5 separate regions of the Homo sapiens genome follow, and regions 2, 3, 4 and 5 are each linked to region 1. The links are chromatin contacts, found by Hi-C or POLR2A ChIA-PET in ENCODE. All regions are on one chromosome and are shown on one strand. The core of a region is the stretch at or near the end of the contact, and the rest is flanking DNA. Distances in the headings are between cores, read along the strand shown.

Region 1 (4,380 bases), core at 996-3,495:
AGGCATGAGGGTGGTTGACTAAGTGACTGGGGGACCACTGCTCTGCCTACTTTGATGTGGATGAAGACTCCTCTTTTTTTTTTTTTTTTTGAGACAGAGTCTCACTCTGTTGCCCAGGCTGGAGTGCAGTGGGTTGATCTCTGCTCACTGCAAGCTCCGCCCCCCGGGTTCATGCCATTCTCCTGCCTCAGCCTCCCAAGTAGCTGGGACTACGGGCGCCCACCACTACGCCTGGCTAATTTTTTTTTTGTATTTTTAGTAGAGACGGGGTTTCACAGTGTTCGCCAGGATGGTCTCGATCTCCTGACCTCGTGATCTGCCCACCTCGGCCTCCCAAAGTGCTGAGATTACAGGCATGAGCCACCACGCCCGGCCTTTTTCTTTTTTTTTTCTTTTCTTTTTTTTTTTGAGACAGCATTGTCCAAGCTGGAGTGGAAAGCCTCGATCTCGGCTCACTGCAAACTCTGCCACCCGAGTTCAAGCAATTCTCATGCCTTGGCCTCCTGACTAGCTGGGATTACAGGCACCCATCACCACGCCCAGCTAATTTTTGTATTTTTAGTAGAGACAGGGTTTCACCATGTTGCCCAGGCTGGTCTTGAACTTCTGACCTCAGGTGATCTGCCCATCTTGGCCTCCCAAAGTGCTGGGATTACAGGCGTGAGCCACCATGCCCAGCTCAGATGAAGATTCTGATGGGGGTGGAGGTGTCATCCCTTGCACTTGCTCCCAAGACCTCCTAGAGTCAGACGTGTCCCCCATGCAGAGTCAAATGCTAGGTCTCTATCTCTCAGTGTCTCTGTCTGTTTCATTCTGACTCTCACCATCTTTTCTTTCCCATCTCTGTCTCTCTCTCAATATCTGTCTTGCTTACTGTCTCTGTCTCTGTCTCTCAGTCTTATTGCCTCTGTACTTCTGTCTCTTTCTCCCTGTCTCTGTCTCCCTCTGCCTCTGATTCTCTCACTATCTCTCTTGGCTACCATCTCTCTGTCTCTTTGGGTCCCTGACTCTCTCACCATCTCTGCCTCCTGCCCTGGCCCGGCCAGCTGGGGGACAAGGGGTGACAAGCAGTCAGGGCGCCCGCTGCTTGTTTTCCCACCCACGCTGGCAGGGAGCCCAGCCCAGCCGGGCCACTGTTCAGGAATCCTCCAGCCTCCCCGCTCCAGCCACCAGGCGCGGCCACCGCCAGCCTCTCCTCCCAGCACATTCTGTCCCAAGCAAAGAGCGCCAGAGATGGGGTGGGGGTGGGGGTGGGAGGGGGACGCATTCCTGCTGAGCTCCAGTTACAGGACAGCTTGTCCTGGTGGCCCCACCAGCACAACCTCCTGATGGCTCCCCATCCTGCTGTGGGGTTAGACCTTCCTGAATGAAGCCAAAGCCCCTCTGCCAGTTCGTGCCCACCTCAGGGCCTTTGCACCAGCCATACCTTCCACCTGGCACTCTGTCTCCCTAGATCTCCCCAAGACCTCCTCCGCCTGCACATCTGAGACCTCACATCACCTTCTCAGCAAGTCCCCTCTGTCCCTAGGCCCGGGCACCCCAAATTCCCCTCCTGCTGCCCCAGTGCATTTAATTTCCTGGTCCTCCCCATGTCCCTGGGGTTACATATTCACTTGTTTGTTGATGTGGTGTCTATTACACCAGGTCCCCACTGTGTCCCAGCACCCTGAACACACAGTAGGTGGCTTAGTGAAGGTTTTTACAATTGACATCTATTCCTCCCAAAGCTCAGCCCGCCCAGGCTCATCCATGTGGATCCACAGTTCTGACCACCCCACCTCTGCCTCACCCTGCCTCCGCCACCCCTGCACCCTAATGCAGCAGGATTTCCCAAGCCCCCCTGCCTTGGCCCAGGGAGTTATCTCCACCAGATCCACCTTTCTGAGCGAGGAGCTGGGTGCATTGAGGGGCAGGGGCGGCTGGAGTTCAGATGCACCTTTTGAGCGAGGGGCTGGGCCTCTCTGTCGCTGGGCTCCAGGCACAGGGCAGTCATGATGTACACACACACGTGCAAACACACACGCACACACATAAGCCTGTCAGCAACATAGAAACACCAGCCAGTGAACTCGGGCACAAGCAGCCGGGCACAGAGTGTTCACCAGGTGCTCACATGTGGAGTACCCCAACTCCTAGGAGGATGCGGTTATGGCCTGGATCCTACAGGTGGGGCCCAGACATGGGCTTTGAACCCACGCCAGGGTATGCACAAACCTATCCAAACACACGCGTGTCTGCCCTAGCTTCCCTCACCCGGGAGTCACCCCCCCACCCCCCACCTTGTTTTTGATGTTCAGGAAAGTCCCCAGAAAGCACTGGGCCCGGGCAAGGGGCCAGGAGGAAATGGTGACTCAGCCGGTGGCCATCAGTGCCTGCCACGCTGGGCTGGGTGGACTGCGCGGCCCGATCTGGGAGGATCCACAGAAAACAACAATAAAAGATGAGGGCGTGGGTGCGGGGTAAAAAGGACTCAGCCCAAGAATGATCAGAGAGGGGATGGATCCCCCTGTGCTCCAACACTTCAACCCTGCTGGGCCTGATTGACAAGTGGGGAAACTGAGACACAGGGAACAAGTGACTTCGCCAAGGCCCACCAGCCAAGATGGTACAGGCAAGGGGATCCCTAAGTCCTTAACACAGGGGTCTGGAGGAATGTCTACCTGCCCTGCCCTTTTTTTTTTTTTTTTTTTTGGAGACAGGGTCTCACTCTGTCCGTCAGGCTGGAATGCAGTGGCATGATCTCAGCTGACTGCAATCTCCGCCTCCTGCCTCAGCCTCCCAAGTAGCTGGGATTACCGGCGCCTGTCCCTATGCCCAGGTAATTTTTGTATTTTTAGTAGAGATGGGGTTTCACCATGTTGGCCAGGCTGGTCTCAAACTCCTGACCTCAGGTGATCTGCCCACCTCGGCCTGCCAAAGTGCTGGGATTACAGGCGTGAGCCACAGTGCCCGGCTCCCTGCCCCACTTTCTGAGACCCAGATCCACTTCCTGGTTTCCTGTGTGGTCATGTGACCACACTTGGCCAATTGGAGCCTTTTGTTATCACAGGCACAGGGATTGGGTCAGGGCTGGGCACGTGATCCTGCCTGAGCCAATCATGCTACGAGTTTGGAGACTCCCTGGAAGAAGGCCTAGAAGTAAGGAAAACCATCTTGGACGCATGATGATGGCAGTGGATCAGAGTCCCAAGGACACTGGTGAAGATCAGAGCAGGACTCACACAACCTCAGATCCCTGTGGAGTCAGGGTGGAACCAGAGGGAAGGCTGAAGGCTGGAGGGTCCTGAGAGGCCTTGCAGAAAGAGAGGACATTGGAGCTGGGGCTTTGATGGATGAAGAGGAACTAGGGAAAGGCATTTCAAGCAGAGGGAACAGCCTGTGCAACCACAGCAGGCAGGTGGGAGCTAGGCGTGTCCTCAGCCACCCCAGTGGCCCCATGGGGCTGGAGCATAGAGAGGCATCTGCAAATGTGTTTATTTGTTTATTGAGACGGAGTTTTGCTCTTGTTGCCCAGGCTGGAGTGCAGTGGCGCAATCTTGGCTCACTGCAACCTCCGCCTCCCGGGTTCAAGCGATTCTCCTGTCTCAGTCTCCTGAGTAGCTGGGATTACAGGCGCACGCCACCACGCCCACCTAATTTTTTGTATTTTTAGTAGAGACGGGGTTTCACCATGTTGGCCAAGCTGATCTTGAACTCCTGACCTCAGGTGATCCACCCGCCTTGGCCTCCCAAAGTGCTGGGATTACAGGCGTGAGCCACTGCGCGTGACTATTTATTTATTTTTTTAGATGGAGTCTCACTCTATTGCCCAGGCTAGAGTGCAGTGGCACGATCTTGGCTCACTGCATCCTCCGCCTCCCAGGTTCAAGTGATTCTTCTGCCTCAGCCTCCTGAGTAGCTGGGATTAAAGGTGCCTGCCACCACGCCCGGCTAATTTTTGTATTTTAATAGAGACGGGGTTTCACCATGTTGGCCACGCTGGTCTTGAACTCCTGACCTCAAGTGAGCTGCCCGCCTCAGCCTCCCAAAGTGCTGGGATTACAGACGTGAGCCACCGTGCCCGGTTTAAATGTGTTTATTTGTCTCTGTGCTCAATTCTCCCACCTACAAGCCCCCTAAGGGCAGGACCGGGTTTGCTTTGTTGGTGGCCAGCAGTTGTCCATTAATGTTTGTGATACAGGTGAACCAGGCCACGTGAAGCCTTGAACCGGGGCTGAGAGCCAGCGCTTTCTTTTGGGGACACAAAACAGGCAGGATGGGCAGGGGGTGGTGAATAGAAAAGATTGGGTACATAAGGCAGAAGAGCCTGGGGCTTTATAGGGGTGGCCCCTGAAGCCTGTGACCCAGGAGGGACCAGGCCCAGGCCACAGTCCAGGCAGG
Region 2 (4,380 bases), core at 1,023-3,522, 240 kb before region 1:
TTTGCGGGGAGCCAAGGCCTTTCGCCTTCCAGGACTAAGCCGGCGGGAGCGGGAGCCAGAGCCACCTGCAGCTGTGTGAGGAAGCACCCCTGCCCGGTCTGGCCCAGGCTAGACCGAGATCCCCTCCCCTGCCCAGGCTATCCCAGAAGTCCCCTCCTAGGATAGCCCAGGAGTATCCATATTCCAGGCTGGACCAGGATTCCCTCTACCTGAGCTAGACCAGGAGTACCTCTGCCCCCGGCTAGCTCAATATTACCGCTGCCCAAGCTAGTCCAGAATTCTTCCTTTTGCTAGGTTAGGCCAGGAATTGCCTGTCCCAGAGTAACGTAGCATCTTCCCTGCCCAAGCTGGCCCAGGATTGTTCTGTTTGCCAAGGCTAGCCCCGACTTTCCCTATCTTCACAAGGCAGCCCTTCAAATGAGTTCCAGGATTCCTTCCCTCCCAGGCTGTTTGAGAACACTCTCTACTCAGCTAACTTCAGATTCAACCCCCTCCCCAAGCAAGCCCCATGGTCCCACCGCCTCTAGGGCTAGCTCAGGGCAGTATCACAGTCTGGGAGCTGCCCCAGCTTCCATGTCCAGTGTTGGGGGCTGACAGGGGGCACCAGATGGGCTGCGGAAGCTGACACCAACATCTCTTCCTCCATCCCCAGAGATTTCCTGGAGCCCGATTCAGGGGTGAGTGATGTGGGAGGGGTCAGGCTGGGCTACAAGTGGAAGGAGTTTGATCCCACTCTTGGCTCCTAGAGTCCCGATCCCTACTGGAAACTAAAGAGCCGAGATTGAGGGGCGGGCTGGAGCCTGGGGGCTGGGTTCATATCCCACCTCAGCTGCAAAGTCCCATGGACTACGTGGGTGTGAATAATGTCCCTGCCGAAGCTCAGTTTGTCCCAGGAACCTGCCCACACACCCAGGGAAGACAGTCGTTGCCATCAGGGTTGGTTTTGAGGTCTGAGTCAAGGCCTGGGGGCAGGGCGGGGGGCGGTTGGCAGGGTGAGATGGAAGGTTCGATAGTGGGGCGCCTGACTCACTGCTGCCCCCTGACTCCCCTAGACATGTCCAGAGGTGGATGAAGAAGGTTTCACTGTCCGGCCTGATGTGACCCAGAACAATATCCTTCTGGCACCCCCTGGGGGCAGTTGTTGGCACAGCAAGGACAAAATTCTCCGTAATAACCAGTCCACCTTCAGCAGTCCTCTCTGTGTACATCCTGGAGAGAGTCTCCTTTGTGGATGAAGCCAACCTAAATGTAAACACCCACTCTATGGGGTCAGCACTGGGCAAGAGGGAGAGAGAAAAGGAGATCTAGCAGGGCTTCCTGGAGGAGGGGGCACCAGTGTTGGGGTTTTGCAGCCGAATAGGAGTTTGCCAGTTAGTTCTGGGCATGCTTGTGCAAAGGCTTCTCGGGGGGGGTGGGAGTGCTGGTGGGACATGGTGTCAGGACTGAAGGTGGCGCGTGGTGAGCGATGGGATTGGGCAGGACCTCGAAGGGTTTGAGCAGGGAGGGACGAGGCTGGATTGGAGAGCTGACTGGGGGAAAGCTTGTGTTGGGATTGGCTTGGACCTTGACTGCAGCCCACGCACGGCCGAGCCCTCCCGTTTCTCGTCCAGCGACTCCGACTTCGACGATGAAGAGCCCCGCAAGTTCTATGTGCACATCAAGCCTGCCCCGGCCCGGGCTCCAGCCTGCAGCCCCGAGGCAGCAGCGGCACAGCTCAGGGCCACCGCGGGCAGCCTCATCCTTCCTCCTGGCCCAGGGGTGAGGCGTGGGAGGGGTGCCCTGGGTGTTGCTAGAGAGGCTGGCTGGATGCATTCGTGTGTGATGTTGCCCACTTTGTCCACAGGGCACCATGAAACGCCATTCTTCACGTGAGTAGCCTTTGGTCTTCAGAGTGGGGAGGATCCTAAGGAAGGGAGGCTATGGGTTTGGGCTTGAATCATAACTCCGTTTTGTAACTTTGGGCAGGCTGCTTAACCACACTGACCTTCAGTCTCCTTTTCTGTAAAATGAGGTCATTATGAAATTAAGTGAGAGCTGAAAGGGGTAGCTGGGGCCAGGAGAAGCTAGCATCTGGAGACAGGCTCGCTTAGGCTTGAATCCATGTCTGCCTGATTTGCTGATCACCTTGGGCAACTGGCTGGACACCCCCGAGCCTCGGTCCCTTGGTCTGTGGAGTGGGGAGCATTGCAGGCAGGGTGACAAGAAGGCTGAAGGAGGTGCATCTCTTGTAGGGGACGCTGCTGGGAAACCCCAGAGACCTCGGTCTGCCCCCAGAACCAGCAGGTGGGTTCCACACGAGTGGGCAGGTGGGGGCTGTCCCCACCTCCTCCCTCCACCTCCCCATGTCTCCGCCTGGTGTTCTCTTGTCCCGGCTGGGAGTTGACGTCATGCTGGGGTTTTTTTGTTTTTGTTTTTGTTTTGAGACAGAGTCTCACTCTGTCACCCAGGCTGGAGTGCGATTTCAGCTCACTGCAACCTCCACCTCCTGAGTTCAAGCGATTTTCATGCCTCAGCCTCCTAAGTAGCTGAGATTACAGGCACCCACCACCACGCCCAGCTAACTTTTGTATTTTTAGTAGAGACAGGGTTTCACCATGTTGGCCCGGCTGGTCTCGAACTCCTGACCTCAAGTGATCTGCCCACCTCGGCTTGCCAAAGTGCTGGGATTACAGGCATGAGCCCTTGTGCCTGGCCCATGCTGGCTTTTGAGGGACCATTTAGTCATTCATTTGATGAACATTTATTGAGTGCCTGCTGTGTACCTGTGCTGTTCTAGGGTCTGGGTTCTGAGACAGGTCTCCCTTCTCAGAGTCACATTCTAGTGACTCCAGATTTTAAGAATAGCAAATAGGGCCAGGCGTGGCGGCTCACGCCTGTAATTCCAGCACTTTGGGAGGCCAAGGCAGGCGGATCACCTGAGGTCGAGAGTTCGAGACCAGCCTGACCAACATAAAGAAACCCCATCTCTACTAAAAATACAGCATTAGCCAGGCATGGTGGCACATGCCTGTAATCCCAGCTATTCGAGAGGGTGAGGCAGGAGAATCGCTTGAACCTGGGAGGCGGAGCTTGCAGTAAGCCACTGTTGTGCCATTGCATTCCAGCCTGGGCAGCAAGAGGAAACTCCGTCTCAAAAAAAAAAAAAAAAAAAAAAAAAAAGCAAATAAGTTAGAGCATATTCGATACTTCTAAGTGCTACGAAGAAACTAAAGCAGATGACGCGAAGACAGGAGGAGGTGACTTCCCTTGAGGTGGGGTTGGGAACCTCCCTGAGGGGGTGACTTGGAGCTAAGCCCCAAAGAGGAGCTAGGAGGTGACTGTGAAGAGAGCTGGGGAAATGGAACTCCAGACTGGGAACAGGCTGCACACAGTGGCTCACACCTGCAATCCCAGCACTGGCCAAAGCAGCCAGATCACTTGAGGTCAGGAGTTTGGGATCAGGCTGGCCAGCATGGTAAAACCCCGTCTCTGCTAAAAATACAAAAATTAGCCGGGCATGGTGGCAGGTGCCTGTAATCCCAGCTACTCTGGAGGCTGAGGCAGGAGAATCGCTTGAACGCAGGAAGCGGAGGTTGCAGCAAGCTGAGATCGTGCCACTGCACTGCAGCCTGGCCGACAGAGCAAGACTCCGTCTCAAAAAAAAAAAAGACTGGGAACAGCATGTGCAAAGGCCCCAGGGTGGGATGAGGCTTGGGAAAAATAGAAGCAGCCCTCTTGGCCTCACCCTCTCTAGCTGTGCAGAGAGATTGCAGTCAGAGGAGCAGGTGTCCAAGAACCTCTTTGGGCCGCCCCTGGAGTCAGCCTTTGACCACGAAGATTTTACAGGTGATGGGGATAAGGGATTGGAGGGCATGGGTGTGGCCGGAGGGAGGTTGGGTGGGGCCATTGCAGAGTTAGGCCAATGAGGTCCCCTGGAAGCCAGGCTGGAGGGAGGACTAGTCCGTGTAGGGGTGGGCGGGGCCAGAGTGCGCGTGGGAGGGGCCATAGATAGGGTGGGGCCTTGGCCAGTGGGCGGTGACTGAGTGGATGGGCCGGACATTTGTGGAGAGGGAAGTCACCAGAAGGTGTAGCCTTGGGGGCGTGCACAAGGACTTTGAATGGGGGCCCCCCTGACCTTCCCTCGACGTGGCCGTGGCCTGCAGGAGGATGGGCAGGGACTCTGAGTGGGCGAGGGTCGGAGCTGACCGCCCGCTTCCCTCCCCAAGGCTCTAGCAGCCTGGGCTTCACCTCCAGCCCCTCCCCTTTCTCCTCCTCGTCGCCCGAAAACGTGGAGGATTCCGGCCTGGACTCTCCGTCCCACGCGGCACCTGGCCCCTCCCCAGATTCCTGGGTCCCCCGCCCAGGCACCCCGCAGAGCCCGCCCAGCTGTAGGGCGCCACC
Region 3 (4,380 bases), core at 936-3,435, 230 kb after region 1:
CTTTTCTGTAAAATGGAGTTCATGTGGAGTTGGTGCCTCTGACAGTTCATCAGTCAGGTTCATAGTGGGTGTACACAAGCTGGGTGCTCCCAGCTACTGGGGAGGCTGAGGCGGGAGGATTGCCTGACCCCAGGAATTCAAGGCTGTAGTGCGCCATGATTGCGCCACTGCACTCCTGCCTGGGAGACATAATGAGACCTTGTCTCTACAAAAAAATAAAACAAAAATTAGCCAGGCATGGTGGTGCATGCCTAGTCCCAGCTACTCAGGAGGCTGAGGTGGGAGGATCGCTTGAGTCCAGGAGTTCAAGGCTGCAGTAAGCCATGATCATGCCACTGAACTCCAGCCTAGGCAACAGAGTGAGACTCCGTCTCAAAAAAAAAAAAAACACACACACACAATAGAATAGAAACACAGTGGGTGCACAGTGACACTCAACTATAAAGATCCACCTATGAGCTCAGAGAGGATCAGCCCTAATTTTCTCCAGGTAGCCCTAGGCTAACCTCAACTTTAATGGAAGACACAAAGACACAGGCGCTGGGAACATGTCTCCGGAACCCACCCTTCTACGTGTTGGTCCAGCTACTTCCTGGCTCACATCCCATCCCAGGCATGGAGTCCAGGGACCAGGCTGAGGGCAGGTAAGCAGTTCATGAGCCACCTCCCACAACGACTTCCCACCCAGTTCCAGGTGACTGGGCCTCTTAGGCACTTACAAGTTCATTCATCAACTCTCTGCTCCACCCATGCACTCTGCTCTGGGCCAAACTTTGTGCTTCCTCCTTGACTCACCCTAGGCAGCAGAAATGCGGAAATAACACACAACACTGGCCCTGAGAGGGGGCTGGGTCCACATGCCACCCTCCCCAGATCTCTATGTAGCCCCCCAGGCCCTGTGGGGATGACGGCTGAGTCTAGAAGAGGCATGGAACTCAGGCTGGGCTTCATCCCCATTTGACAGATGAGAAACTGAGGCTCAGAGTAGCAGAGGGTCTGGCCTGAGGTGACTGGGGAGCTGGGAAGAACGCCCCTCAAGGACCCTTGTCCTCTGTTTCTGCTGAAATGAAGATGATTCAGAGGCCAGAGTGGACCCCAAGCCAAGTCAGAATTCTGGGGAGCTGAGTGCTTAGTGAACTGAGGAAAAGCTGTGGACTTGAAAAAGGAAGAGTTGGAGGACACAAGCCCTGTTGAGTGCCTGGCACTGAGTAGGCACTGGTGAGCTGCTGAAGGGTTGACCAGAAGGTAAAAATAAAGATGTTTCTAGGCACTGTGCTGGGTGTTTGCTCTCCCCAGAGACTCCTAGACTGGGAGGCTCACATGAGCCAAGTCAACCAGTTCTAATCTGGGTCTGGGACAAGCTGGACTGAGCCTCAGTTTCCTGAGCTATGAAATGGGGATAAAAGTGGTGCCTTCTGAATGAAACCCTTCCCTGCAATGAGCATTTCAGCAGCCATGGTGGCCTCTGCTCTGCTATTACAGGTCTGTGGGGTAGGACACCGGTCAGAGAGAGTGACAACATAGTGGCAGGTAAAGGGCAGAAAAAGGGAATGCGAGAAGCTCAAGGCTCCTCCCCTCCACCCTAGGCACTGTCTTATAGGAGAGCAAGAGGGAATTAAGTCAGACACCCAGAAGAACTTCTCATGGGAACCACAGATGTTTGATGACCAGGAAGTGAGTCCCTGTTCCCTGGAACCCCCATGGCCCTGAGGTCTTCACCATTCTCCCTTTGGGGATTGGCTAAAAGCAACAGATTTGAAAAGGAGCCCAAAAGTAGGTGTGAGGCCATCTGTGGCCTCCAGCAGGTTCAGGGCTCACTGGAGTTGCAGGACCCACAGCCCCAGGGCTTGGGAGCAGCGGTGCCTCATCTGTCCTCACAGCTGCTCCGTTTGTTTCTGGGGGAAAACCCAGCCTTCCTCGGAGGGTTGGCGGACCAGCGTGGCCTGAGGGAGGGGTCCAGAAGCCAGGTGTGTGACTGGGCTGTGCGTCCCCCACCCCCACCCTTCCGCTTTCTGGAAGCTGAGCCTCTTTACCAGCTCTTACCTGTAAAGGGAGTATTGTAATTCACACCAGCTTTCAGCAGCACCACCAGCACCAAAAGCAGAAGTGGCGGCAGCTGGGGGCACGCCATTCCTGCGCCGGGAGGGCCTGCCACCGGCTCTGCACAGGTGTGTGGCCAGGTGTGTGCCCAGGTGCCAGCTCCTTGCACCTGCGTGTGCGCTCCCTGCTGGCGGAGCGCGGGGCTGTGCAGGGGCAAGGCGCAGGTGGGGCTGCAGGGTGTGGGACCTCCCTGGGGCGCTCCTGTTCCCCCGGGTGCGGTTCTCGCCCTCTTCACCTGGACTCCACCCCTTCTAAACACGACGACCCAGAAGCTCTCAAAGCCAGTCATCCACTAAAGACACCCTGCCCCTGCCGTCCTCTTTCCCCCTGCTCCTGGTTCCACAGCTGCCCAAACCCCTGCTGTCACTCCCTCTGCCCCTCGTCCAGCCAGGTTGTCCCCTCTGGGAGCACCAATTTCTCCCACCTCCCTCCGATCCCTGAACCCACAGGGCTGGGGATGTCCTTGTTCTCTGTCCTCGTCCTCCTCTGTCCTCTGTCTCACCCAGACTGGGGCCTTTTGGGGACATGACTGAAACCTTCTAACCTTCTAGCATTTCTATTATGGATTTCTTTTTCTTTCTTTTATTCTTTTTTTTTTTTGAGACGGAGTCTTGCTCTGTCACCCAGACTGGAGCGCAGTGATGCAATCTTGGCTCACTGCAACCTCTGCCTCCCGGGTTCAAGTAATTCTCCTGCCTCAGCCTCCCGAGTAGCTGGCGCCCGCTACCAGGCCTGGCTAATTTTTGTATTTTTTAGCAGAGACAGGGTTTCACCATGTTGGCCAGGCTGGTCTCGAACTCCTGACCTCAAGTGATCCACCCGCCTCGGCCTCCCAAACTGCTAGGATTACAGGCATGAGCCACCGTGCCCAGCCCTTTTTTTTTTTTTTTTTAAGAGACGGGGTCTCACTCTGTCGCCCAGGCTGAAGCACAGTGGCACAATCACAGCTCACTGCATTCTCAAACTCTGGGATTCAAGCAACCTCCCGCCTCAGCCTCCCAAGTAGCTGCGATTACAGGCGTGTACCACCATGCCCGGCTAATTTTTTTTTTTTTTTTTTGAGACTGAGTTTAGCTCTTGTTGCCCAGGCTGGAATGCAATGGCACAATCTTGGCTCACCACAACCTCCGCCTCCCGGGTCCAAGCGATTCTCCTGCCTCAGCTTCCTGAGTAGCTGGGATTACAGGCATGTGCCACCATGGCCGGCTAATTTTGTATTTTTAGTAGAGACGGGGTTTCTCCATGTTGGTCAGGCTGATCTCGAACTTCTGACCTCAGGTGATCTGCCCACCTCGGCCTCCCAAAGTGCTGGGATTACAGGCGTGAGCCACCGTGCCTGGCCTTTTTTTGTTGTTGTATTTTTTTTTAGTATAGATGGGGTTTTACCATGTTGGCCAGGCTGATAGCTCTAACTCCTGACCTCAGGTGACCCACTCGTCTTGGTTTCCCAAAGTGCTGGGATTACAGGCATGAGCCACCACACCCAGCCATCCTGTAGGATTTTTTAGGGGTGAGGGACTTGAGGTGAGTGCTCTGGGCCAGGTCCCAGGCACATTTCTAGAGTGCACTGGGGACAGTTTCCATCTGGGACGGGCTGGACACCACCCCACTACCTGTACGTGGATATGGCAGAGGCACAGCTGAGACCACATTGGCAGTGCCTGACCTCCAGGAAAGATTTGAGGTCCCCATGCTGGCCACAGACCCCAGATGCATACTGCATGGTTGGTAACTTCAGAGTTCTCTTCCCTCTGGGATGTTCCAGATTCCCCCACTATACCCAAGCCACTTCCATTAACCCAGAACACATCACCCAAGATCTAGGCTGTGGAGGACTTTATTCATTAGACCCAGAGAGCCATGAGTGCCTCCCACGAAGTCCCCACTGCAGGGAGCCAGGGTCCTAGATGCCAGGCCAATGCATGTGCCGTGAGCTGGCCGAGGGGTCTGCTGGTCCCAAGAGCGCCTCTGTGTTCTTCAGACAGCTCCGGGTATGGTGGCCTCGCCAGGTGGCTTGAACTATCTTCGCTGCCATTTGCTGCTGCCTCATCTGCTGGCGGATCTTAAAGCCCCTCCAGGCGGACTGGATGGCTGTGGCCGCTTTGTCCTGGCGATGCGGCTGCCTGGGACTCAGGGCAGCCAGCTGGTAGGCGGAGGCCCAAGACACTGCCCCGGGGCCCTCAGTGCCCTGGCCCATGCCCTGCACCACACGGGTGGGCTGTGTGCGTCCACAGGTATGACAGGTGCGAGGGCTGGAGCCCACTAGCATCACCACGCTGG
Region 4 (4,380 bases), core at 1,326-3,825, 170 kb after region 1:
GACTGGGCAAATTTTTGTTGTAAAAACCCATATTGTAGGCTGGGCATGGTGGCTCACTCTTGTAATCCCAGCACTTTGGGAGGCCGAGGCAGGTGGATTTGAGATCAGGGGTTCAAGACCAGCCTGAGTAACATGGTGAAACCCCGTCTCTACAAAACTACAAAAAATAGCTAGGCATGGCGGCGGGTGCCTGTAATCCCAGCTACTCATGAGGCTGAGGCAGGAGAATCGCTTGAACCTGGAAGGCAAATGTTGCTGTGAGCTGATATTGTGCCACTGCACTCCAGCCTGGGCAACAGAGTAAGACTCCGTCTCAAAAAAAAAAAAAAGCCATATTTCAGTTTTACTTTTTACAGGCCAACAAATGGCATGATTGTGTTTCAATGACGTTTGGCTTATTCTATGACCTGAAAATTATATGAAATGCAAATTTGTGTCCATAAGTAAAACTTTATTGAAACACAATCATGCCATTTGTTGACAAAAAGAGTGAAACTCTGTAAAATATGGGCCGGGCGCGGTGGCTCACGCCTGTAATCCCAGCACTTTGGGAGGCCGAGGCGGGCGGATCATGAGGTCAGGAGATCGAGACCATCCTGGCTAACACGGTGAAACCCTGTCTCTACTAAAAATATAAAAAATTAGCCGGGTTTGGTGGCGGGAACCTGTAGTCCCAGCTACTCGCCAGGCTGAGGCGGGAAAATGGCGTGAACCCGGGAGGTGGAGCTTGCAGTGAGCCAAGATCGCGCCACTGCACTCTAGCCTGGGCCACAGAGCGAGACTCTCTCAAAAAAAAAAAAGAAACTCCGTAAAATATTTAAAGAGGTTAATTCTGAGCCAAACGTGAGTGACCACGGCCCTAGGCACAGCCTTTTTTTTTTTTTTTTTTTTTTTTTTTTGAGACAGTCTCGCTCTGTGGCCCAGACTGGAGCTATCTCGGTTCACTGCAACCTCCACCTCTCGGGTTCAAGAGATTACCCTGCCTCAGCCTCCCGAGTGGCTGGGATTACAGGCGCCCACCACCACGCCCCTGGCTAATTTCTGTATTTTTAATAGAGATGGGGTTTTACCATGTTGGCCAGGCTGGTTTTGAATTCCTGACCTCAGGTGATCCAGCTGCCTCCGCCTCCCAAACTGTTTGGGATTACAGGCGTGAGCCACTGCGCCTGGCCAATCCCCACCTTCTTGACTGACCATTTAAAAAATGTAAGAAACACCTTTAGCTCATCATGAGCAGCACAAAACAGGCAGGGACAGGATTTGGCCCTGAGGCAGGAGAATAGGTCTGGAGGCAGGGAACATAAGGCCAAATCAAATGGAAACAATTCAGCTATGACAGGAAATATCTTCTCCATTTAAAGAGGGCATACATCCAGTAAATGACTTTGTAACTTTACTTCATCCTCTTCATTTACATAGGACGTACATTAAGTAACCAGTGAAAACCTCTAGAGGGCATTTAAACCCCAGAAAATTCTTAAACAGGTCTCTTGAGTCCGTATGCTCCACTGGCTCCCACCCTGCGGAGTGTACTTTCGTTTTCAATAAATCTCTGCTTTTGTTAAGCTTCATTCTTTCCTTGCTTTGTTTGTGCACTTTGTCCAATTCTTTGTTCAAGATGCCAAGAACCTGCACACCTTCAACAGTTAACAGCCCACAGGCAGTAGTTTGCGACTCTAGTAGAGAATGCATAGGGATTTCCATTGAAAATCATTTTTTAAGCCAGTTACGGTGGTTCACGCCTATCATCATCCCAGCACCTTGGGAGGCCAAGGCGGGTGGATCTCTTGAGGTCAGGAGTTCGAGACCAGCCTGGCTAACATGGCAAAACCCCTGTCTAGACCAAAAATACAAAATTAGTTGGGCGTGGTGGCCCGTGCCTGTAATCCCAGCTGTTTGGGAGGCTGCGACACGAGAATCGCTTGAACCCGGGAGGGAGAGGTTGCGGTGAGCCGAGATCGCGCCACCGCACTCCAGCCTGGGTGACAGAGCGAGACTCCATTTCAAAAAAAGAAAAAAAATAATTGTTCCCTACGGGAACGGTATAATTAGGATATAATTGTTTCTGGCCACAGATCACATCCCTTCTGGTTAAGTCCAGGAGAATCTGGAAATACGTAGGGCAACCAGGCCAGAAGGCGTTGTAACTGCCTAAGATTGACCAACCCTAACGCGGGAGGCGGGACGACGGTCACTGATTTGCCAGCGTGACGCCGGTCTGCGACTGGCCAGTGCCGTCCTGGGCGTGTCGGTAGGACGGGGCTGCGACGGTTTCCCATAGGCTGGCACAGAAAGGGGCGGGGAAACAAGAGTGCAACGTTACCAATCGGCATGCGGGACGTAACGCAATTCTTTTTTCCGATTGGTCCGTGAAGCTCGGGAGGTCGTTGGGGGCTCGACCTTGGGATAGAACGCCTGCCTTTTATTGGTCAATACTCTTCGGGCCGGGCAATGTGGCTCCCCGAGGCTGCCTGCGATTGGTGAACGCGTCGCGGCTCGGGGCGGACCTGCGGACTGAAGATCCTTATGCGATTGGCCGGGGAGCCGGAGGGGCGGGCAATTTGGGATCGACAGTGACTCGCGACTGGTCGGCGCGGCGAAAGCAGAGCGGCGCGCCGGTTCCTTGGTTCCTGAGGGCGATGGCGCGGGGTGGCTGGCGCCGGCTACGCCGCCTGTTATCCGCGGGGCAGCTTCTATTCCAGGGCCGCGCGCTGCTCGTCACTAACACGCTGGGCTGCGGCGCGCTCATGGCGGCCGGTGATGGCGTGCGCCAGTCCTGGGAGATCCGCGCCCGGCCCGGCCAGGTTTTCGACCCACGGCGCTCCGGTGAGGACGCCACGCTGCTTAGTCCTTCACCCCGGGCGACCTTTGATCCCGACACCCGACTGCGGGCCGTGACCCCTGACCCGTGGCCTCAGTCCCCCGCAGGACCCTTGCCCTGACCGCGCCTCTCCCCGGGTGTCTGTCTCCCCGCAGCTCTGGGTCTCCATCACCTCCCAACCCCCGGAGGTCTCTGCCCACTACCCAGGAGCCTCTGGAGCCGCGCCTCCTGGTGGGGCTTGTAGTGGAAGAATGCACGGGTGGGCTCTTCCGGTTTTCCCGGTGAGGCTGAGGCTCCGGGATGGCATTGGGCTTACCCAGGCCTTAGCCAGGGAGGGAGAGAGGGAATGGACTGAGGAACTTGCCGGCCCGACCCAGCCCCCTGACTTACACTCTTATAGCGAGCATGTTTGCGGTGGGCTGCAGCATGGGTCCCTTCCTGCACTACTGGTACTTGTCGCTGGACCGCCTATTCCCTGCGTCTGGCCTCCGAGGCTTCCCAAATGTCCTCAAGAAGGTCCTCGTGGATCAGCTGGTAGCCTCTCCATTGCTGGGCGTCTGGTACTTCTTGGGTAAGGAGCCTCCTAAGCCTAGGCTTTGCCTCTCATAGGTCGGGAGGGGTGGAGCCAGCTTTGTGTTAAGAAGGATGCAGAGGTGCATTTCCAATTTGCCCCCTGTTTGGGTCGCCCTGGACTAGGAGCCAGGTCACAGCGGGGACAGGACGGACTCGGCCGATGTGAACGCTGGCGAGTGTAGGAGGGACGAGGACTGTATCTGTTGGGGCTGCCCTGGGCGGGAGGTTGAGAGCATTTCCCAAAGAAGGGGACCACACTCAGTTGAGACATGAAGAGGGAACCAGCGGGCAGAGGGAACAGCTAATGCAAAGGCTCTGAGGCCTGAAGGAAGAGAAATTGAGGCTAGACTTAATGGGGTGCAACCGTGCCAGCCCTAGGCTCGGTAAAGACAGCGGTATTAATAGAGGAGTCTCTCATTCTCCACCTCCCAGCCCGGCTTCCTGGTCTGTGATGGAAAAGTAACACAACTCCCTCAACTTCAGGGTGTCTCCATTGGGGCACGTGTTTATATGTTTATAACCTCTCTTTCTCTCACTGGGACTGACTTGCTCTGTTTTGTCTCTACACCAGCTACCCTAATTCTCTGTCCATCCCATCTGAAAGTCCCTGTCCCTCTGCCCGGGGTGGGCGGCGTGGGCTCTCAGGGGCCCAACCCCGCCCCCTCCATCGTCAGCCCATCTTGTCGTCTCAACAGTACTTCCTGGCCTCTAACACTCTCATTTCTTGGTTTGCTTCCCAGGCCTTGGCTGCCTGGAGGGTCAGACAGTGGGTGAGAGCTGCCAGGAGCTGCGGGAGAAGTTCTGGGAATTCTACAAGGTGGGAGCACCCGCCCCTTGCACATGTCCGGCCCCGCCCCCTGATGGCCGCTCCGCCCCCGCCCAGCTCTGGCCCCGCCCCTCATCCCCCGCCTCTCCCCGCAGGCAGACTGGTGCGTGTGGCCTGCTGCGCAGTTCGTGAACTTCCTCTTCGTGCCCCCCCAATTTCG
Region 5 (4,380 bases), core at 702-3,201, 160 kb before region 1:
AGCCAGGCGTGGTGGTGCACGCCTGTAGTCCCAGTTACTCGGGAGGCTGAGGCAGGAGAATCGCTTGAACCTGGGAGGCAGAGGTTGCAGTGAGCTGAGATCACGCTGCTGCACTCCAGCCTGGGCGACAGAGCTAAACTCCATCTCAAAACAACAACAACAACAACAACAAACTATATATTAATTGTATTGTTGGGTCTACAATATAGAGAAAGGTAACATATTTGACATTAACGGCACAAAGGAGGTGAAGGGAGCCAAGTTGTACTGGAATAAGAAAATCATTGGGCCGGGCGCGGTGGCTTACGCCTGTAATCCCAACACTTTGGGAGGTGGAGGCAGGCGGATTACCTGAGGTCAGGAGTTCGAGACCAGCCTAACCAACATGGTAAAACCCTGTGTCTACTAAAAATACAAAAATTACCTGGGCATCGTGGCGGGCGCCTGTAATCCCAGCTACTCTGGAGGCTGAGGCGGGAGAATTGCTTGAACCCAGGAGGCAGAGGTTGCAGTGAGCCGAGATAGCGCCACTGCACTCTGGCCTGGGGAAAAGAGTAAGACTCAGTCTCAAAAAATAAAAGAAAAAGAAAAGAAAAGAAAATCACACCCAGTAGTGACTTGAATCCACAAAACCAGATTAAGAGAACCAGAAATGCAAAATAAGAAAATGAAAATAAAAAATTGCATGCTTGCTGTCCTTTATTTTCTTTCTTTCTTTCTTTCTTTTTTTTCTGAGTCGGAGTCTCGCCCTGTCTCCCAGGCTGGAGTGCAATGGCCAGATCTCGGCTTACTACAACCTCCATCTCCCAGGTTCAAGCGATTCTTCTGCCTTAGCCTCCCGAGTAGCTGGGATTACAGGCGCCCGCCACCACGCCCGGCTAATTTTTGTATTTTTAGTAGAGACGGGGTTTCGCCATGTTGGCCAGGCTGGTCTCGAACTCCTGACCTCAAGTGATCCACCCGCCTCGGCCTCCCAAAGTGCTGGGATGACAGGCGTGAGCCACCGCGCCTGGTCTTTTTTTTTTTTTTTTTTTTTTGAGACAGAGTCTCACTCTGTCGCCCAGGCTGGAGTACAGTGGCGCAATCTCGGGTCACTGCAACCTCTGGCTCCTGGGTTCAAACGATTCTCATGCCTCAGCCTCCTGCCTCTTTCCTCTTAATTTTACTTCATAGCCTTGTCATCAGGGAGTTGTTTGCGGGTGTTTCTTTTTTCATATCTGGTCCCCGTCCTCATCCCCAGGAGGGCTTCTTTCTGCCCAAGCAAACTGCTAAGTCCAAGCCCCTCAAAGTGGGCGGCTGGATCTTGATCCATTCTCCGGCTCTCCGCGCGCTCTCCCCCAACCCCTGCTCCCTCAGGTTCTTATGAACTGGAGGCAGACAGACAGAGTTTGAATCCCAGCTACTACGAAACACAAATCGGACCCCAAATTAACAAAAACAGCATTCCAGAGCTTATTCAATATTCGTGCTGCAACATCGCTAGGAGAAAAATATATTATTTGTATTCCCATTTTACAGATACCCTCAGGTATCTGGTGGAGACCTCCGTAACACACCTCCCCGGAGGATGAGGCCCCGAGTGTGAAGCATCGGGATCTCACGGTAAACACCGCAGCCACCCGAGGTAGCTTAGGTTCAATGCTTAGGCATCCTGCAGGCGGCGCGCGCCGCCGCCCCTAGTTGCAGCCGGGACTGGCGGAGTGCCTACAACTCCCGACGTGCCGCGCGCGCAGACGCTCCGTTGCGGTCGTGGTGGAACAGGTGGAGCTTGCCTCGTTGCCTTCTGGGAAACGAAGTCTCGCTGAAGAGAGGCGGAACTTTGAGTAGCAGGTGGATCCATAGCCAATGAAGACGCGGGTCGCTTTGAGTGCGGGGCAGAGAAGCCAATGGACGTGCGGCATTGAGAGGGCGGGTCTTCCGGTAGTGAAGGCCTGGTGAACGGCTGCGCGACAGAGGACACTTCCTTTTGCGGGTGGCGGCGAACGCGGAGAGCACGCCATGAAGGCCTCGGGCACGGTAAGGCGGGCGCGGCGCGGCAGGGGGCCAAGGGATGGGGCACGGGCCCCATCAGGGGCCTGCATAAGTGGCGTGGGCCGGGTTGGTGCCGCGCGCTTCTGTTTGGGCCCCCCTTGGCCGCGCGCCGCCTTCTCTTGTTGCACCCAACATGGCGGCCATCGTGGGAGCCGCGTGGAGAGAGCGATGCGTGACCTGGGCCAGCTCAGGGATCGCGGGGGCCCAAGGACTCCGGGTCTTCTTCCCGGGGGAAGGAATAAGTCGCGCAGCATAGAGGCCCTAGCCCCGGCACCTCGTCGAGCCGCCAAGTTTCTGTTTTCCTTTCTGCAACGTGGACGTGGCGGTAGAGCAATAGTGTGTTTTCTTTCTGCCGGAATGGCTGTGAGAAGCAGATGAAAATTGCTAACAGTGAGCCGAAACGGGGAGCGTGAGGCTTAACGCTGTGGTACATACTGGATAGAATCAAACGGCTCTATGGCGCAGAGATAGGAGAACCTGGACTCCCATGGAGTGGGTGTATTATGTCCAGATCTCCAGCTTCGGTTTCCTTGCTGTCAAAGGGGCGGGCCCCATTGTTCCCTTCCTGAACGTGTGCCGAGGCCGGTGGGTCAGGTTCACAGTAAAAGTAGGAACTGCGATAATTTGTGACTATTTTTCATTGATAACTAGTGAAAAGCTGGCGAGTCAGTTTCAGAGGTGGTTTCTTTGTGCCATATCACAGAGCCTGGACTTGACCAAAGATTCTCACCTCTGCATCTGTAAACCGGGAGTCTTCCCTGGGCCAAACGTTTGGATTGCAGTTGGGAAAACGGAGGCAGCCGCAGCTCGCGTGGCAACAGTGCAGGGATCCCAGGGCTGGGGAGAGACCTGAGGTCTTGTCCTAGTTCTGCCTGGAATGGGCTGTGAGATCCCATGCTGGTCACTGGGCCTCAGGGTGAAAGAAGATGTTGGCTGGATGTTTTGAGGTGCAGAGTGGCTGTTTGACGGCGACTGCAAAGCAATTCAGGACTGCAGCATGAAGAAAGGAGGCTGTGGGTCTAAGCCACAGCTTTCCTGGTCTGAAACCCTTAGCCCAGGCAAAGGAGAGGCAGGCAACTCAATTAATCCTCCCTGGAGACCTCCCTCTCCTCAGTTCATTTTGTGTATAAAGTTGTGGTCGGGAGTGTGACCTACAGTCACCAAGAATCCACATGGAGGCCCTAGGGTGGCCCTGCCTCCTGCTTCCCGAATCTGTGGTCACTAGATGTAGGAAAGGGAGTGAGGTGGATCTCCACAGTTGCCTCTGGGTGCTGGCCTTACCCTCACTCCTGTTTCCTTTCAGCTACGAGAGTACAAGGTAGTGGGTCGCTGCCTGCCCACCCCCAAATGCCACACGCCGCCCCTCTACCGCATGCGAATCTTTGCGCCTAATCATGTCGTCGCCAAGTCCCGCTTCTGGTACTTTGTATCTCAGTTAAAGAAGATGAAGAAGTCTTCAGGGGAGATTGTCTACTGTGGGCAGGTATGGAGAGGCCGGGGCTACGTGGGGTCTGGAGTGGATTTGCGCCTCTTGGGACATCGTGCATCTCAAGAATTAATCAGACATCGAACGGGTGCGGTAGCTCAACGCCTGTAATCCCATCACATCAGACATCAGAGCCCCGGGTTGTGTTTCTGCCTGGGTCACGGGACTGGAGCAGAGCTTATGTGCCATTTCCCTGATTAGAAAGCCAGGGACCCAGGGAGCGGGTGGGTGGCATGGTGGGACACCTTGGTTGGTGCTGTCTTCCCTGGGCCCTGTCTGTTAAGTGAGGAGAGGTGATGGCTATCTGGTCAGTGGGTGGTAGCTAGGTTGGCCCAGACAGGTTCCAGGAGACTTGAGTTCAGGAACTGCATCTGGGGCTGGGTTGGTGTCCGTGGCAGAAGCCTGGACTTCAGGCTGTTGCCATGGGAAGTTCCCTTACCTCACGCTCCCTGAGGATGCCTGAAGGTAGGTGGGGCTGGGAAACTGAGGCACAAGAGTCTGGCCATAGAGTAGGCCTGGAGCCTGGGGTGTGCTTTAGAGGCAGAGGGTTCAGTGAGGATGGGGCTAGGGCACATCGGCTTGCTGCTCTCACATCTCCCTGTGGCCTCTCCTTGGCAGGTGTTTGAGAAGTCCCCCCTGCGGGTGAAGAACTTCGGGATCTGGCTGCGCTATGACTCCCGGAGCGGCACCCACAACATGTACCGGGAATACCGGGACCTGACCACCGCAGGCGCTGTCACCCAGTGCTGTAAGCTGCCTGTCCCGCCTCCAGCTTTTTAGACCCTCCTTGACTCCCTCACACTGAGGCAGGGCAAGTGCCAGAGGTTCCCAGTGCAGGAGAGTCTCAGGACTGGTGGCGGGGC

Evidence for each region. Hi-C counts contacts between places; a loop is a spot of excess contacts on that map. ChIA-PET counts read pairs that join two places held with the same protein, here RNA polymerase II (POLR2A). Pooled maps may share reads with other maps.
Region 2: a pooled map shows a loop between it and region 1 (5-fold over the local background). The contact joins two enhancer-like sites. A Hi-C loop is called at or near these places in 1 of 37 single-sample maps with no recorded cell type and 2 of 50 pooled maps. POLR2A ChIA-PET finds 5 or more read pairs at or near these places in 2 of 52 experiments (B cell and MCF 10A).
Region 3: a loop to region 1 is called in a map of HAP-1, with 2.3 times the contacts of the local background. The contact joins the promoter of CIST1 here to the enhancer-like site in region 1. A Hi-C loop is called at or near these places in 2 of 168 maps with a recorded cell type or tissue (CD14-positive monocyte and HAP-1) and 2 of 50 pooled maps. POLR2A ChIA-PET finds 5 or more read pairs at or near these places in 2 of 52 experiments (HEK293T and K562).
Region 4: a loop to region 1 is called in a pooled map, with 10 times the contacts of the local background. The contact joins the promoter of MPV17L2 here to the enhancer-like site in region 1. A Hi-C loop is called at or near these places in 9 of 50 pooled maps. POLR2A ChIA-PET finds 5 or more read pairs at or near these places in 8 of 52 experiments (A549, B cell, CD4-positive, alpha-beta T cell and 5 more).
Region 5: a loop to region 1 is called in a pooled map, with 5 times the contacts of the local background. The contact joins the promoter of RPL18A here to the enhancer-like site in region 1. A Hi-C loop is called at or near these places in 5 of 50 pooled maps. POLR2A ChIA-PET finds 5 or more read pairs at or near these places in 10 of 52 experiments (B cell, Caco-2, IMR-90 and 7 more).

Annotation. Positions count from the first base shown.
Region 1 is chr19:18,019,271-18,023,650 of GRCh38, forward strand. No RefSeq gene overlaps it. Among named protein-coding and RNA genes, the nearest start is that of ARRDC2, 13 kb to the left of the region's middle. RefSeq lists enhancers at 2,394-2,443, 2,918-3,467. Within about 2 kb of position 2,246, at least 36 of the 41 ENCODE cell types and tissues checked have a DNase peak (open chromatin) inside an H3K27ac peak, as active enhancers do; they include B cell, CD14-positive monocyte, CD4-positive, alpha-beta T cell and 3 more, where a contact is called at or near this core.
Region 2 is chr19:17,774,404-17,778,783 of GRCh38, forward strand. FCHO1 (FCH and mu domain containing endocytic adaptor 1) reads left to right here. Exons shown (of 29, transcript NM_015122.3): 13 at 1-75; 14 at 653-677; 15 at 1,053-1,110; 16 at 1,580-1,758; 17 at 1,844-1,868; 18 at 2,232-2,283; 19 at 3,734-3,825; 20 at 4,206-4,380. Among named protein-coding and RNA genes, the nearest start is that of B3GNT3, 19 kb to the right of the region's middle. RefSeq lists an enhancer at 2,024-2,363. Within about 2 kb of position 2,273, at least 3 of the 41 ENCODE cell types and tissues checked have a DNase peak (open chromatin) inside an H3K27ac peak, as active enhancers do; they include B cell, where a contact is called at or near this core.
Region 3 is chr19:18,253,177-18,257,556 of GRCh38, forward strand. It overlaps CIST1 (colon, intestine and stomach enriched 1), which reads right to left and starts at 2,186. Exons shown (of 4, transcript NM_001396036.2): 1 at 2,044-2,186. The coding sequence starts at 2,131. IQCN (IQ motif containing N) reads right to left here. Exons shown (of 4, transcript NM_001145304.2): 4 at 3,922-4,380. The coding sequence ends at 4,004. It also overlaps a transcript of PDE4C not described here.
Region 4 is chr19:18,190,643-18,195,022 of GRCh38, forward strand. It overlaps MPV17L2 (MPV17 mitochondrial inner membrane protein like 2), which reads left to right and starts at 2,576. Exons shown (of 5, transcript NM_032683.3): 1 at 2,576-2,826; 2 at 3,222-3,392; 3 at 4,135-4,211; 4 at 4,316-4,380. The coding sequence starts at 2,640. RefSeq lists a silencer at 2,101-2,280 and an enhancer at 2,671-2,720.
Region 5 is chr19:17,857,959-17,862,338 of GRCh38, forward strand. RPL18A (ribosomal protein L18a) reads left to right here and starts at 1,952. Exons shown (of 5, transcript NM_000980.4): 1 at 1,952-2,016; 2 at 3,335-3,514; 3 at 4,136-4,265. The coding sequence starts at 1,999. RefSeq lists enhancers at 1,500-2,235, 1,568-1,947, 3,707-4,380.